Regions from separate parts of the Homo sapiens genome. Here region 1 is linked to region 2. Evidence: read pairs that join two places in POLR2A ChIA-PET (ENCODE). Cell type or tissue: IMR-90. All regions are shown on one strand. Each heading gives the region's core, and the rest is flanking DNA. Links, peaks and the distances in the headings are about the cores only.

Region 1 (7,945 bases), core at 1,998-4,497, 250 kb after region 2:
AACTGCTTGATCTTATCTAGGAAGTATAGATAAAGAAAAAAGGACCGGGCATGGTGGCTTACGCCTGTAATCCCAGCATTTAGGAAGCCTAGGTTGGTGGATTGTTTGAGCCCAGGAGTTCAAGACCAGCCTGGGCAACATGGCAAAACCTCATCCCTACAAAAAATTTAGCTGGGCATGGTAGTGTGCACCTGTGGTCCCAGATACTCAGAAGGCTGAGGTGGGGGGATCACCTGAGTCCAGGAGGTCGAGGCTACAGTGGGCCAAGATCATGCCACTGCACTCCAGCCTGGGGGACACAGACAGACCATGACTCAAAAAAAAAAAAAAAGAAAAAGAAAAAGAAAAGAAAAGAAAAGAAGAACACATACAAAGACTGATGAGCCTTGGGCCCTCCAATATTTAGAGGTCATAAGAAGAGGAACCAGTAAAGGAAAATGATGAGTGGCCAGGAGGAGAAAAATTAGGAGTGTGGTATCTTAGAAGCTGGGTGAAAAGTGTTTCAGAGAGAAAGGAGTGTCAAATGTCAAAGACTGACAATTCAATGACCCTGACAGGCAATGTCAGTGGAGTCATGGGGTTGAAATCTTGTTTGGAATTCATCCAAGAAAGAATGAGAAAGACTGGAGATGGTGAGTATAGCAGCTCTTTAAAGAGCTGTACTGTAAAGGAGAGCAGGGAAGTGAATGTGCAGTCGCTGTGGGAAGAAAGCATATGAAGTCAAGAGAGTTTTCTTTCTTTAATGAGAAAAAAAGCACAGCGTGTTTGTTGATAATGCAAAGGGTCCAGTTGAGATGGAAAAATTACCAAGATAAGAGAAGAACCGAAGAGCAACATCCTTGAGTGAGGTGAGAGGAGCTGATTGACATCTACTGCACAAACAGAGAGGGTATCCACAGTAACAGGAGGAAAGACAGAGTCTATGGGTACCGTAGACGCAGATAGGTGGGTGGATGCACTGGTAAGAGTTATGCAAGTTCTCTTTTCATTGCTTCTATTTTCTCAGCAAAATAAGATAAATCTATGATGTAGAGAACTCTCTTTGGGTAGCAAACAAGCAAAAGAGGTAACAATACTATGAAAGATCAATGGAAAGAAGCAAAGTACATGTGGGAATAATCAGACTAGAACGGGCAAGTTCCAAATATACCCTGCCTGAGCAAAGGTTCAAAGACAGTAGTGAGATTCATGCGCATTACGGGAAACAAGTTTAAGTTGAGGTTTTGTACACCAGAGAAATGAAAGTAAAATTGTTTAGTCCAAATAGTAGAAGGCTTTCAATGACAAGCTGAAGAATTTAGGCATATATTGCTTTCCCCTGGTTTGTATATTCCATTCCACAGTGTTGCTAAGTGATGCATTCCAGAGTTCTTGACTGTGAACTCCTGTGACTGCCAGTGGTGTACCTGAAGGACCACTGGCCTTTTTACACAATGGCTAACAGCCGATTTTCTTGTACGCAAATTTGGGTTAAGATGTATGGGTATTTTGCGGGGCTGTGTCGGCGTCTCCAGAAATTCTGGCGTGTCACTGTTAAGGGCTTTTTTGTTAAGAAGAAGGAAAAAAAAATCCCTTCAGCTGAGACTTATTTTCATGAGGAAAAAATTGTTGTACTTGGCCAAGTGTTGATGAATGAATCTCTACCCATTGAGAAGAGAGCTCAAGCTGCCCAGAAAATTGGACTGCTGGCCTTCACAGGTACTGATCTAAATGGCTGTGCTAAAATGAGTGTTTCACGACACTCATTTTATAACACTGTAGTTTAGTAATTTTTCTTAGCTGTAATCTTAAAATTCTGATAACATTTCATTGGATGAGGGATATTTGCTAAGCGAACACAACCAGGTTTTATTCACCTTGAAATACTCACTCTTGGCCAGGCACGGTGGCTCACGCCTGTAATCCCAGCACTTTGTGAGGCCAAGGTGGGTGAATCACCTGAGGTCTGGAGTTCAAGACCAGCTGATCAACATGGTGAAACCCCGTCTCTACTAAAAATACAAAAAATTAGCTGGGCATGGTGGTGCATGCCTGTAATACCAGCTACTCGAGAGGCTGAGGTAGGAGAATCGCTTGAACCCGGGAGGCAGAGGTTGCAGTGAGCTGAGATCGTGCCATTGCACTCCAGCCTGGGCAAAAAGAGCAAAACTCCGTCTCAAAAAAAAAAGGAAAGAAAGAAATACTCACTCCTGGGTGCTTGCTTAAAGGAACCAGGGAGGAGACCAGCAAGCAGAGACCTTCCCAGGTTTTTCATATCACTGCTTGCTTATCAACACACACTTTCTGGTCTTCATGGCAGCAGCGTGGGAGGTGGGGGAAAACGACAGGAAAATTCAAAGTATCCAAAGTATCCTCTACAGGGCAACAAGAATATGAACATATAAGCATTCCAAAGTGTTACTAGCTAATAGATACACCAAATACTTCTGGAAATGCAAATGCTTGTTTTACAGGAGGACCACCTGCTGGGAACTTTGCAGCTGAGTACATGGAAGAAGTGGCTCACTTGTTGCAAGATGAGGAGTTGGCACCAAAAATAAAGATCCTGCTGCTCCAGAGTGTGGCATGTTGGTGTTACTTAAACCCTGTCAGCCAGAAAAGAGCCAAAAGTCTGCAATTTATTCCTATTCTCATTAGTTTTTTTGAAGGCAGATTCGAGTCTACTATCAAAAGTGAAACAAACAGCTACCTCCTCCTTAAATTTTGGACTTGTTACGTTCTCTCTGTCATGACATGCAATAACTTGTCTTGCGTCAAGGAGCTTAAAGACCACAGTGCTCTAAAATATCATTTGCAAATGTTGGCTGCTGAGAATTGGTCTGGATGGACAGAGAATTTTGCAGAGGTGCTGTATTTCCTAATTGGTTTTCATAGGAATTAGTTTCTCTAAATCCAGTTACATGTTGCAGCTCTCTGTGTATTACCCTGGAAAACTGAAATAAACAATAAAAATCGATGTTTTCCTTTGTAGTTGAAGAGTTCTGTATAGATTTTCATACAGTTAACTGCAATAATCAAACTTCAGAAAAGAAATGCTGTTTAAAATTACCTCGTAGAGAGAGCCCATTGAGCTTGCTCATGAGTGTATTCTTTCCCATTAGGAAATAAAGATGTTAAAGCACGCAGTTAGATACAATGCGGAATATGAATGAAACCACCTTTGCAAAAATGATGACAGTGAGAAAAATCTGACAGCGAAAGAAAGCTGACCTCACTGACGCCATCTTGCTTCTAACCTCTAAGCTGCCCTTGTTCATTCCTGGGCATAGGCCAAACTAACTTTGGGAAGAATTTAGTTCATAGTTTAACTATGAAACAAAGATGATTACCTAGACTCTTCCCTGAAACAAACTCCCTCCTTGCTTGGGGACCAGACTGCTTTTATAAAACTAACACATTAGCCACAGACTGGAAATTATGGCTCAGGAGTCATACAGCCAGAGGCCACAAGATTCCAACCTCCCCGGTTGCACCTACAGATTAGTATTGAAAAACCTAAGATTGGTATTTGAGGTATTTTTCAGATCCTGCATTCTGATGGATCAGCTGGCACCACCCAGACTGCCAAGCTGGGTCTTCTGATCTTATGGTCACCAACCAGCAACTGACTCAGCACAAGAGGACAAGTTCCAGCCCCCTATGATTTCATCCCCAATGGAACCAATCAGCATTCCCCATTCCCTAGCCTCTTGCCCATGAAACTATCCTTAAAAAACCCTAGCCTCCAAATTTTCAGAGAGGCTGATTTGAGTAATAACAAAACTCTGGTCTCCCATTTAGCCAGCTCTATGTGTCTTAAAATCTTTCTCTATTGCAGTTCCCCTGTCTTGATAAATCTGCTCTGTCTGGGCAAAGAGCAAGAACTCATGGGGCAGTTACATGAATACTTGTAAAATTACAGAACTGGAATTATTATTTTTTGCCATCTATTATACGAAGGCTAGAGAGAATGTCTATCCCCAATGTCTACCATTAAATCATGAAACTCTTATTTTCTAATATATCTTTTTTTGAAGTTGATTAAAAATATGTATTTTACAACTGATTTCCCATTGGAAAAAATATGCTGGTAATTTTTTTTAACCTTGTGCTTCTGTGTAGTAAAAAAAAAAAATTATTAAAAGTGAAAAAAAAAGACCTCATAAAAATTAAGTTCATAAAATTCTGAAATTCATCAGAAGATGCATCATGTATATAACTGTTAGGAGCAATGGTGCACTTTGGGAGTTACTAGATGATATTAAACCAAGGCACTCAGAAAGGCCAAATCCTAGCCCCACCCACGGCTGCCTCCTTCAGCAGGCACTATTGACCCACCTGAATCCTTTCAGCCCTATTTCAGTACAGAACCTCCGGTGGTGGTGCTTTTGAGATGGTTCTCCAGCTATCAGAGCATGATCTGGTTGCACATGGGGCTGACTGGGAATTAGCACTAGAATTAGCACTCCTCTTGCCTACCTCCACCTGCAGCAGCCCGCAACTCCACTGGCACAAACGTTTGGATGGAGATGGAGCGCGTGTGTTCCGACACCTAAAGTTAGGTAGGCTCTTAGATTTTCATAAAAAGATGTTATTCTCTCTGTTTTGTCTACTAGATAATCTGCCACAGAATACCTGCACTCTATGTGTGTTAACCAACCTCATCAAAAGTTTTATTCGAAAAAATAATATTGGCAGAAAAGTGCCTAAGGGATATGTACCTGATTCTCTAACTACACCTGCCTCTAGCTTCAGTTGCAACCATAACATTGAATTATGTACTTTCATCTTTCACAGACTTGCTTTGACTGAGCTGTGCTTTAGTGTTAGGCACAGAGGGGGCTATTTTAAAAAATGTCGTGTAGATTCGTGATCCTCACTTGTATTTGGGATAGGAATGTTGTGGAGGATGCTAATCACATCATCAGATGGGGTTTCCTTAAGAAGGATCTGGAGGGGAATTTTCTCAGATCTTAGACCAGAAAAAGCTATGTTCTGCTGAGCAACTGTACATTTCCATACTTTGTGGTTTTGTGAAGTATGGAATGTAGAGTTTCTCAACTAGAATCTAGTTGATAGGAATACATTAAGGGTTGGAAACTGGAAGTTCCATTTAGATACTGAATTACTGCCAGGAATTACTTTTTTTCTTTTTTCTTTCTTTCTTTCTTTTTTGAGATAGCCTCTTACTCTTTCACCTGGGCTGGAGTGCAGTGGTGCAATCATAGCTCACACCACTGAGCTATGAACATTATCAAGACAGGGGAATTGCAATAGAAAAAGAGTTTAATACATGTAGAGCTGGCTAAATGGGAGACCAGAGTTTTGTTATTACTCAAATTAGCCTTTCTGAAAATTTGGAGGCATAGATCATACATAACCTTGAACTCCTGGGCTCAAGCAATCCTCCTGCCTCAGCCTCTCATGGAGCTAGAGTTACAGGTGGAAGCCACTATGCCTTGCTAATTTCTTTTTCATATATATATACACATATATGTTTACACACACGTTTTTAAAATAGAGATGGAGTCTCGCTATTTTGCCCAGGCTGATCTCGAACTCCCAGGCTGAAGCATTCCCTCCTGCCTTGGCCTCCCAAAGTTTTGGGATTACAGGCATCAGCCGCCAGATTCAGCCTTTTAATGCTTTTAAAATTAAGTTTTTATTTCAAAGTAATGCACGTACACAGTTTAAAAAGTCAAATAATGTAAGGCCTCTAGTGAGAAACAGCAGTCTCTGAGTCCCTTCCCCATTTACACTCCCAGAGGGAATCATCTGAATTGTTTCAGTTGTTTCTTCTGGTATTTATTTACCTTCATATTTCTAAATAATTTATATACATTGTTAATTCTTGTCTTTTTTTTTTCAATTTTGGGGATTTTTGTTCTTCCTTCTGAATAGGACAGATGGAATTTGGCATTCTAACACTCATCTTGCCTACCTTCACCTGCCCTACTCTTCCTCTCTCGATGTAATTATGTCACAATTGTTGATTTAAAAAATATGATAGCTGGGCACAGTGGCTCACACCTGTAATCCCAGCACTTTGGGAAGCTGAGGTGGGAGGACTGCTTGAGGCGAAGAGTTTGAGACTACCCTGGGTAACATAGCAAGACCCATCTCTGTTATAAATAAATACATTAAAACCAAATAAGATTAATTCAATATTTTTCAAGGCTAAGTCATACAGGATATTATGATTACACTTCCTTCTTTCCACAGCTCTGTTTTCTCTGTAGTTTTTGTTTTGTTTTGTTTTTGAGATGGGAGTCTCGCTCTGTCGCCCAGGCTGGAGTGCAGTGACACGATTTCGGCTCACTGCAACCTCCGCCTCCCAGGTTCAAGTGATTCTCCCATCTCAGCCTCCCAAGCTGCTGGGACTACAGGCACGTGCCACCACGCCTGGCTAATTTTTTCATATTTTTAATAGAGATGGGGTTTCATCATATTGGCCAGGCTGATCTCAAACTCCTGACCTCGTGATCCACCTACCTCCGCCTCCCAAAGTGCTGGGATTACAGGCGTGAGCCACCACGCCCGGCTGGAGTTTGTTTTTTTACTTAGTTTTCTGAATACCTATCACTACTTTATTCCCACACTTTCCTCTATATGTCTAACATCTCTCAACACAATCATGCACTGAGTAACTGTCAGCTCCGGCTCCACCATCCTCTTGCTCCAATCTGGGCCTGCCCTTAGCTAACAAATACAGTATTTTAGGGGTTCCCTTCAACATCCAGGACCCCCCATTACCCCTCTCATCTTGAAGCCTCTGTTTCCTGTATACTCTCTCTTCCCTTTTCCTGGTTCATTCCAACATTTTAATTTCAAAATTTTTCAGTAGTTTCCAGAGAAAGAATGAAGGGGAGGTAAATGTTTTGAGCATTTGCATGTCCAGTGATGTCTTTATTCTTCACTTGATTAGTAATTTGACTTCAGCCTGTCCCTGAACCAAGAGAAGCAGCTGAGAACATCAGTGCTCTGTGCAAGCCCTCACTCCCCAGAAGAAGAAGGGAAGAGCTGAGGCAAGCACCTGAGGGCTATTCTTCCCAAAGTCACTAATCAGGTAAGTCCCTCATCTCCACTAAAACCAGGAGTGTTGCAGCTATTGGAGATTCCTACTCCAGGAAGAAAACATTAGATATGGAAAAGAAGCATATATGCAACCAATTAAAATGTATCAATTCATGTAAGGATAAAAAGAAAAGAAGTAGCTTCTTCTGTATCTTTCCAGAAGTATTCTTTCTATATATAAGAAAATATACATCTATCCCTTACGTCGTCCTTGTTTTAACATATAGTAGCATTCTATACATACATAATTTATTTCACACTTTGTTCTACATCTTAAAGAGTTTGATTCTTTTCCATTGCTTCAGAGTATTTCATTGTATGACTGTACTATACAGTTGACCCTTGAACAATATGGGTTTGAACTGCTCAGGTCCACTTATATGAAGATTTTCTTCTGCCTCGGCCACCCGAGACAGCTAGTCTGCCACCGAGACTCCCCTTCAGCCTACTCAATATGAAGATGATGAGGATGAAGACCCTTATGATGAACCACTTCTGCTTAATGAATAGTAAAAAATATTTTCTCTTCTTTATGATCGGCTTAATTCTTTTCTCTACCTTACTTTATTGTAAGAACACAGGATATAGGCCGGGTGCAGTGGCTCACGCCTGTAATCCCAGCACTTTGGGAGGCCGAGGAGGGTGGATCATGAGGTCAGGAGATCGAGACCATCCTGGCCAACATAGTGAAACCCCATCTCTACGAAAAATACAAAAATTAGCCGGGCATGGTGGTGTGTGCCTGTAGTCCCAGCTACTCAGGAGGCCGAGGCAGGAGAATCGCTTGAACCCAGGAGGCGGAGGTTGCGGATCGCACCACTGCACTCCAGCCTGGTAAACAGAGCGAAACTCCGTCTCAAAAAACAAAAAACAAAAAAAACAACAACACAGG
Region 2 (7,945 bases), core at 1,936-4,435:
ACTTCAGGGGAAGATTACCTTCCTGCTCCATCCCCTCTTTGGCTCCCCTTCCTGCTGAGAGCCACGTTCATTGGCAATAAAGTCCCCTGCATTTACCATCTTCAACTTGTTTGTGCAACCTCGTTCCTCCTGGATGCCGGACAAGAACTTGGGTGCCATGAGTGTGGTTGCAAAAGGCTATCGTGCTGATGCTCCACTGAGCTATTAACACTTAAGCTGTCTGCAGATGGCAAAGCTAAAAGGGCACTGTAACACTCCTTCTGGGCCTTCAGAGGTCGCAGGCGCCAGATGCTGCCTCGGGACCTGCACAGAGTTTTGCTCCTGCTAGTGCCTAAAAGCACTTGCCCCACCTCCTGCACCTGCTCACCTGTGTGCTCCCCATCCCATGAGTGAGTGGAATTCACCCCTGCTGGTGCTGAAGTGGCTGGCTAGTTCCAGCACCCCTGCACTCCAGTTTCCGCCCATTAAGGGGTCAGGGAAATATCATAGTTATTTCTGTATCTGTTTCTCCAGGCAGTGTCTAGATTTCTATCTTCTGAAGCTTAAACTCAATGCATAGGAACTTTCTTTTATGCCTAGGTGATGAGCCACTCAAACTAGACTCCTGGGTGTTGTAAATCAAAAATAAAATTCTAAGCCCCCTAACCATCTGAACAGAACCCTCCTCTTAGCCAAGGGCATTCCAAAGTTAACCTGAAAAACTAGTTCAGGCCATGATGGGAAGGGGGTGTCAGACCTGCCTCATTAAACTCTCCTCCCTTTTGGAATTCAGGAAAAGCTGACCAGCATTAACATCAACACAGACCTTAAAGCTGATAAGAAACATTTACAATCTATTCTCTGCTACCCAGAGGCTTCATCTGTATGATAAAATTATGGTCTCCACAACTTTTCATCATAACCCAGACATTTCTTTTCTATTGATCCCAGGTCTTTAGATAAACTCAATTGTCAACCACAAAAATTTTAAATCTACCTGTAACCTGGAAGCTCCACCCCAACTTTGAGTTGTCCTGCCTTTCTGGACTGAACCATTGTATAGCTTCAATGTATTAGATTGATGTCTCATGTCTCCCTAAAATGTATAAAACCAAGCTGTGCCTTGACCACCTGGGGCACATGTTCTCAGGATCTCCTGAGGGCTGTGTCATAGGACATGATCATTCATATTTGGCTCAGAACACATATCTTCGAATATTTTACAGAGTTTGATTCTTTTCATCAACAAGTAGGAGGCAGAATCAGGTGGGTCAGTTGTTGGTTTGAATGTGGGACATAAGGGCTAGGAAGCAAGGAGTAGCACCTAGGGCACTGTCTTGAGCAACTGGGTAGAAGGTCATCAAGACAGGAAATGCTGGTGAAGCCAGTTTGGGAGGGAGAAAGAGAAGGAAGGAGAGAGGGCAGTAATGGGCTGTGTCTGACTAGAAGAGAACAGATAAGATGCAGACACTGTCCTCTCTTCTAGCCTCATAGCTTTTTCTTTCATACTCCAAAATTGTCTGCCTTGATTCCACAAAAACTGTCTCCCAAAAGTGTTCTAAGCCTTAAAAATGCCTTGAAATCTTATCGGAGCAGCAGTGGAAAGCACATTGTATTGAGGTTTGGGGAGAAGGTGTGGTACAACTTGGTCCTGATCTACCAACCTGCTGTGCCAACTTGGAGGTGTCTCCTAATCTGAGGGTCAGTTTCATTTTCTGTAAAATGAGACATTTGGATATGAGGTTGTCTAGGGTAATTCTCTAATAGTTGTCCAATTTTCTAATTCTTTATTATTCAATAATTGCCTTTGTCAAAGTTACATGGTATATGTTTTAAAAATAGAATGTTATGAATGAATGGTTACACTGCAATGTTTATTTGCTTAATTTGAAGAGTTAGTATAGGTTGTGGTTAAATATTTGGGCTCTAGAGCCAGACTACCTCAATTCAAATCTCATCTCAGCCACTTGCTGGGCGTGTGACCATGGCAAGTTACTAAACTTCTCTGTGCCTCAGTTGCCCTATCTGCAAAATGGTCACGGGATTATTATATGACAATCATATGAATTAACACATGTGAAGTACTCTATGTGTTGGATTATTATTTAGAGTATTGTTTAACCTTCACTTTTTTATATGTAAAATAGGATTGCTAATAACTCCTCATGAATAAGAATGTAGGGGAAATAAAGTGAAACCACATGTCTATTAAAAGCATGCAACACACAGCCTATCTCTCCATAAGTGCTCAATAAATGTGTGTAGACAACCAGATAGCCACAGCTAGAACCTGACCCCTACTTCCATTTCAATTTCCAAAGAGCAAACTGAGACCTCATGTTCTTTTTGTATGTATTTGCCACAGAAGAGAAATAAATCAGGTGCTGTGCTATCGTTTTCCTCCTGGTGCTTGATAAGCTTTTATGTTAAAATAATGCCAAGTTTTCCTTGTTGACTTTCTATAAAAGTCACACAACGTACTTTGGCTCAGCAGTTGCCATTCTCCACTGAGTAACTGAAGGTCTGTTTCTCCCCAGGATGGTTTTAAAGTAGAAACAGACATGCTGATGCTTTTTCTCCTGAGTCTAACATCTAGCTTCCATTTATTAAAAATGAGTTGAAGGAAAAATGAAGAAAGGATCACATAATTATGTCTTTTTCCCCATATTCTCTTAAACACATTGCTCCTTGCAGACTGTACATGCTTCCACCGTGAAATTCTGCGATTTATGAAAATTTAATAGCAACACGAGCCCAAGAAAGAGTAAAAATTGATATTGTACACTTAACACAAATGAAACTGTTCCTTGGGAGAATAACACCCCGCAAGGCTATTTATTCCAGGCATTTATGAGTGTGTACCTGATAAAAGAAAATATAAAGCATGAAGAGTCAGGAAACGGAGCCCTACGTAGGAGCCATGGATCTTCAGCATTGTCAACCTGACCGGAAAGAACAACAAAAGATGGTGGCAAGTCCTCCACTTCTTGTTCCATACACCCACCCGCTAGTCTTTCTATGATTATAATGAGGAAACTGGCAAGATCTGTATTTAAATTCACAAGAGCAGAGAAAATGCAAACTTTTCAACTGCCTCTCATTTTAGACCTAACTGTACTTTCCGCCCCCTCTGGCCTGCTGTTCTCTCTCATCTGCTATTGTAAATTATGTACATCAGAAACGTTGGTGACTCATGCAGCAGAGGCTTTAGGAAATGTGTGGCTTAATGAGGAGGAAAGAAGGTCTGACGCTGATTGCAAAAAAAAAAAAAAAAAGCACTTGATTTTTTTGTATCACATTCTCCACATTCAAGTTCATTGCTTGCACAGAATTTCAAGCGCCATATAATAAAAGAAGGTGATAGAGGGAACATAGTCACAGTACCGTGACAGCTTCTGGAAGATTTCTCTCATCTCGAATTTGCCTCCTTGGCAGCTATCTGATTTGATTTATGTTAAATGCCGTATAGAACAGAAAAGTGTTGCAATTAACAATTGTAAAAACCAAGAAGAGAGGAGACTGTTAGAACAATATCCATTTCTAGGTCTCCCAAATATAGTTTTCTTTTCTTTTCCAACTTTTATTTTAGATTCAGGGGGTACGTGTGCAGGATTGTTACCTAGGTATATTGTGTGATGCTGATGTTTGGGGTATGATGATCCTGCCACCCAGGTACTGAGTGTAGTAACAACGGTTGGTTTTTCAAACCTTGCCCTCATCCCTCCCTCCCTGCTCTAGTAGTCCGCAGTGTCTATTGTTCCCATCATTATGTCTGTAAGTACCCATTGTTTAGCTCCCACTTATAAGTGAGAACACACAGTCTTTGGATTTCTGTTCCTGCATTAATTTGCTTAGGATAATGGCCTCCAGTGGCATCCATGTTGCTGCAAAGGATATGATTTCACTTTTTGATGTCTATGTAGTATTTCGTGGTGTATATGTACCACATTTTCTTTATTCAATCCACAATTGATAGGCATCTAGGTGGCTCCATATATCTTTGCCATTGTGAATAGTGCTGTGATGAACATGTGAGTGTATGTGTCTTTTGGGTGGAACAAGTTGTTTTCTTTTCAGCATATGCAGAGTAATGGGATTGCCGGGTGGAATGGCAGCTCTGTGTTAAGTTTTTGAGAAATCTCCAAACTGCTTTCTACAGTAGCTGAACTAATTTACATTTCCACCAACTGTGTATAAGTGTTCCCTTTTCTCTGCAGCCTCACCAACATCTGTTGTTTTTTGACTTTTTAATAAGAGCCATGCTGACTGGTGTGAGATGATTTCTCATTGTGGCTTGTATTTGCATTTCTCTAATAATTAATGATGTGGAGCATTTTTTAATGTTTTTTGGCCACTTGTATGCCTTCTTTCGAGAAGTGTCTGTTCATGTCTTTTGCCCATTTTAAAGGGGTTAATTTTTAATGGGTTATTATTATTATTTGCATGTTCAATTGTTTAAGTTCCTTATAGATTCTGGATATTAGACCTTTGTTGGATACATAGTTGCAAATATTTTCTCCTATTTTGTAGGTTGTCTGTTTACTCTGTTGATAGGTTCTTCTGCTGTGTGTGCAGAAGCTCTTAAATTTAATTAGGTCCCACTTGTCATTTTTTTTGTTGTGCTTGCTTTTGAGGACTTAGTCATAAATTCTTTTCCAAAGTCGATATCCAGAATGAGCTTCCTAGGTTTTCTTCTAGGATTCTTATAGTTTGAGGTTTTTCATTTAAATCTTTAATCCATCTTAATTTTTGTATACGGTGAAATGGAGGGGTCCAAGTTCATTATTCTGCATACGGCTAGCCAGCTATCCCCATGCGATGTATTGAATTTTCTCCATTGCTTATTATTGTTGACTTTGTTGAAGATTAGATGGCTGTAGTTATGCAGCTTTATTTCTGGGTTCTCTATTCTGTTCCATTGGTCTATGTGTCTGTTTTTGTACCAGTACCAAGCTATTTTGTTTACTGCGGCCTTATAGTATAGTTTGAAGTCAGATAATGTGATGCCTCTGGCTTTTTTCTTCTTGCTTAGGATTGCTTTGGCTATCTAGGCTCTTTTTTGGTTCCATATGAATTTTAGCATAGTTTTTCTCCAATTCTGTAAAAAATGACGTGAGTAGTTTGATAGGAATTGTGTTGTATCTGCAGATTGCTTTGGGCAATATAGCCATTTTAATGATACTGATTCTTCCAATCCATGGACATGGAATGTTTTCCATTTGTTTGTGTCATCTGTGATTCCTTTTGGCAGTGTTTTGTAGTTCTCCCTGTAGAGCTCTTTCACCTCCTTGGTTACATGTATTCCTAGGCATTTTATTTTTGTGTGTGTAACTATTGTAAATGGGATTGCATTCTTGATTTGGCTCTCAGCTTGAACGTTATTGGTGTATAGAAATGCTACCAATTTTTGTATATTGATTTGGTATCCTTAAACCTTGCTAAAATGATTTATCTGTTCTAATAGCCTTTTGGCAGAGTCCTTAGGGTTTTCTAACTATAGAATCACATCACCAGCAAAGAGATATGGCTTGACCTCTTTTCCTATTTAGTTGCCTTTTTTTCCTCTTGCCTGATTGCTGTGGTTAGCCCTTCCAGTACTATGCTGAATAGGAGTGATGAGAGTGGGCATCCTTGTCTTATTCTAGTTCTCAAGGGGAATGATTCCAGGTTTTGCCTGTTCAGTATGATGTTGTCTGTGAGTTTGCCATAGATGGCTCTTATTATTTTAAGGTATTTTCCTAAGGTATGTTCCAGTGCCTAGTTTCGTGAGGGTTTTTTAAAATCATGAAGGGATGTTGTATTTTATCAAAAGCTTTTTCCATGTCTATTGAGATGATCAAATGGTTTTTGTTTTTAATTCTGTTTATGTGGTGTTATATATAGATTTGCATACGTTGACCTTGCATCCCAGGAATGAAGCCTGCTTGATCATGGTGAATTAACTCTTTCAGATGTGCTGTTGAATTTGGTTTGCTAGGTGTTTTTTTTTTTTTTTTTTTTTTAAAGACAGGGTTTCACTCTGTTGCCCAGGCTGGAGTGTACTAATGCAATCATGGCTCACTACAGCCTCGAGCTCCTGGGCTCAAGTGATCCTCCCACCTCAGCCTCCTGACTAGCTGGGACTACAGGCATATGCCACTATGCCTGGCTAATTTTTGTTTTTGTGTTTTTTTGTGGAGATGGGGTTTCGCCATGTTGCCCAGGCTAGTCTTGAACTCATGAGCTCATGCAATCCACCTGCCTTGGCCTCCCAGAGTTCTGGGATTATAGGTATTAGCCGCTGTGCCCAGGCAGTTTGCTAGTATTTTATTAAGGATTTTTGCATCTATGTTCATTAAGGATATTGGCCAATAGTGTTCTTTCTTCATTGTGTCTTGGCCAGGTTTTTGTACCAAGTTGATGCTGACTTCATAGAATGAGCTGGTGATATGGTTTGGCTGTGTCCTCATTTGTCAAGGATGAAGCCAGGTGGAGATAATTGAATCAGGGGACAGTTTCTCCCATACTGTTCTCATGGTAGTGAATAAGTCTCATGAGATCTGATGGTTTTATAAATGGGAGTTCCCCTGCACAACCCCTCTTGCCTCCCATCATGTAAAATGTGCCTTTGCTTCTCCTTTGCTTTCCACCGTGATTGTGAGGCATCCCTAGCCATGTGGAACTGTGAGCCTGTTACATCTCTTTTTCTTTACACATTACCCAGTCTCGGGTATGTCTTTATTAGCATTATGAGAACTGACAAATACAGCTAGGGAGGAGTCCCTTCTCCCCAGTTTTTTGGAATAGTTTCAGTAGAATAGGTACCAGATCTTCTTTGTACTTCTGGTAGAATTCAGCTGTGAATCCATCTAGTCTGGAGTTTTCTTGGTTGATAGTATTTTTTAATACAGATTCAATTTCAGAAGTTGATATTGGTCTGTTTAGTGTTTCAATTTCTTCCTGATTCAATCTTAAGAGATTGTGTGCCTCTAGGAATTTTTCCATTTCTTCTGGATTTTCTAGTTTGTGTGCATAGATGTAGTCATAATAGTTTCTGAGGATCTTTTGTATTTCTGTGGAATTAGTTGTAATGTCACCTTTGTTGTTTCTGATTGTGCTTATTTGGATCTTCTCTCTTTTTTTTCTTTGTCAGTCTAGCTAGTGGTCTATCAATCTTGTTTATCCTTTCAAAAATCCAACTTTTGCTTTCACTGATTCTTTGAATGGATTTTTGGGTCTCAATTTCATTCAGTTCTTGTCTGATTTTAGTTCTTCCTTTTCTTCTACTAGCTTTGGAATTAGTTTGGAACTTGTTTCTCTAGTTCCTTTAGGTGTGATATTAGATTGTTAATTTGAGATCTTTCTAACTTTCTGAGTTAGGCATCTAGTGCTATAAGCTTTCCTCTTAACATTGCTTTTGCTGCACCCCAAAGATTTTGGTATGTTGTATCTGTTTTATTTCAAATTTTTTTTAATTTCTTCCTTGATTTTGTTGTTTGCCCAAAAGTCATTCAGGAGCAAGTTGTATAATTTCCATGTAATTATGTGGTTTTGAGAGATCTTTTTGGTATTGATTTATATTTTTATTCCACTGTGATCTGAGAGTATGGTATAATTTTGATTTTTAAAAAATTTATTGAGACTTGCTTTATGGCCAAGCATATGGTCGATTTTGAAATATGTTCTGTGTGCAGATGAGAAGAATGTGTATTCTGTCATTGATCAGTGGAGGATTCTGTAGATGTCTATTAGGGCCAATTGCTCAAGTATCAAGTTTAAATCCAGAATTTCTTTATTAGCTTTTTGCCTCAATGATCTATCTAATGCTGTCAGTGTGTTATTGAAGTCCCCGACTATTATTGTGTGGTTGTATGAGTCTTTTCATAGGTCTAGAAGTACATTTTTATGAATCTAGGTGCTCCAATGTTGGGTGTGTATATATTTAGTATAGTTAAGTCTTCTTGTTGTATTGAATTCTTTATCATTG

Evidence for each region. Peaks named below come from ENCODE experiments on the same cell type or tissue, not always from the same donor. Only the 100,000 strongest peaks of a DNase experiment are listed, where the experiment ranks them.
Region 1: POLR2A ChIA-PET joins it to region 2 with 16 read pairs; 3 of 35 experiments call an interaction of 5 or more read pairs at or near these places.

Annotation. Positions count from the first base shown.
Region 1 is chr6:24,792,346-24,800,290 of GRCh38, reverse strand. ARMH2 (armadillo like helical domain containing 2) reads left to right here and starts at 1,374. Exons shown (of 2, transcript NM_001282492.2): 1 at 1,374-1,698; 2 at 2,454-2,956. The coding sequence starts at 1,434. The coding sequence ends at 2,881. LOC124901280 (a long non-coding RNA gene) reads left to right here and starts at 4,455. Exons shown (of 3, transcript XR_007059510.1): 1 at 4,455-4,541; 2 at 6,905-7,045; 3 at 7,424-7,492. In IMR-90, for the core only: no CTCF peak of the experiment used is centred there; no DNase peak of the experiment used is centred there.
Region 2 is chr6:25,045,777-25,053,721 of GRCh38, reverse strand. No RefSeq gene overlaps it. Among named protein-coding and RNA genes, the nearest start is that of RIPOR2, 110 kb to the right of the region's middle. In IMR-90, for the core only: a CTCF peak has its summit at 3,129; a DNase peak (open chromatin) is centred at 3,171; H3K27ac peaks cover 1,100 bases.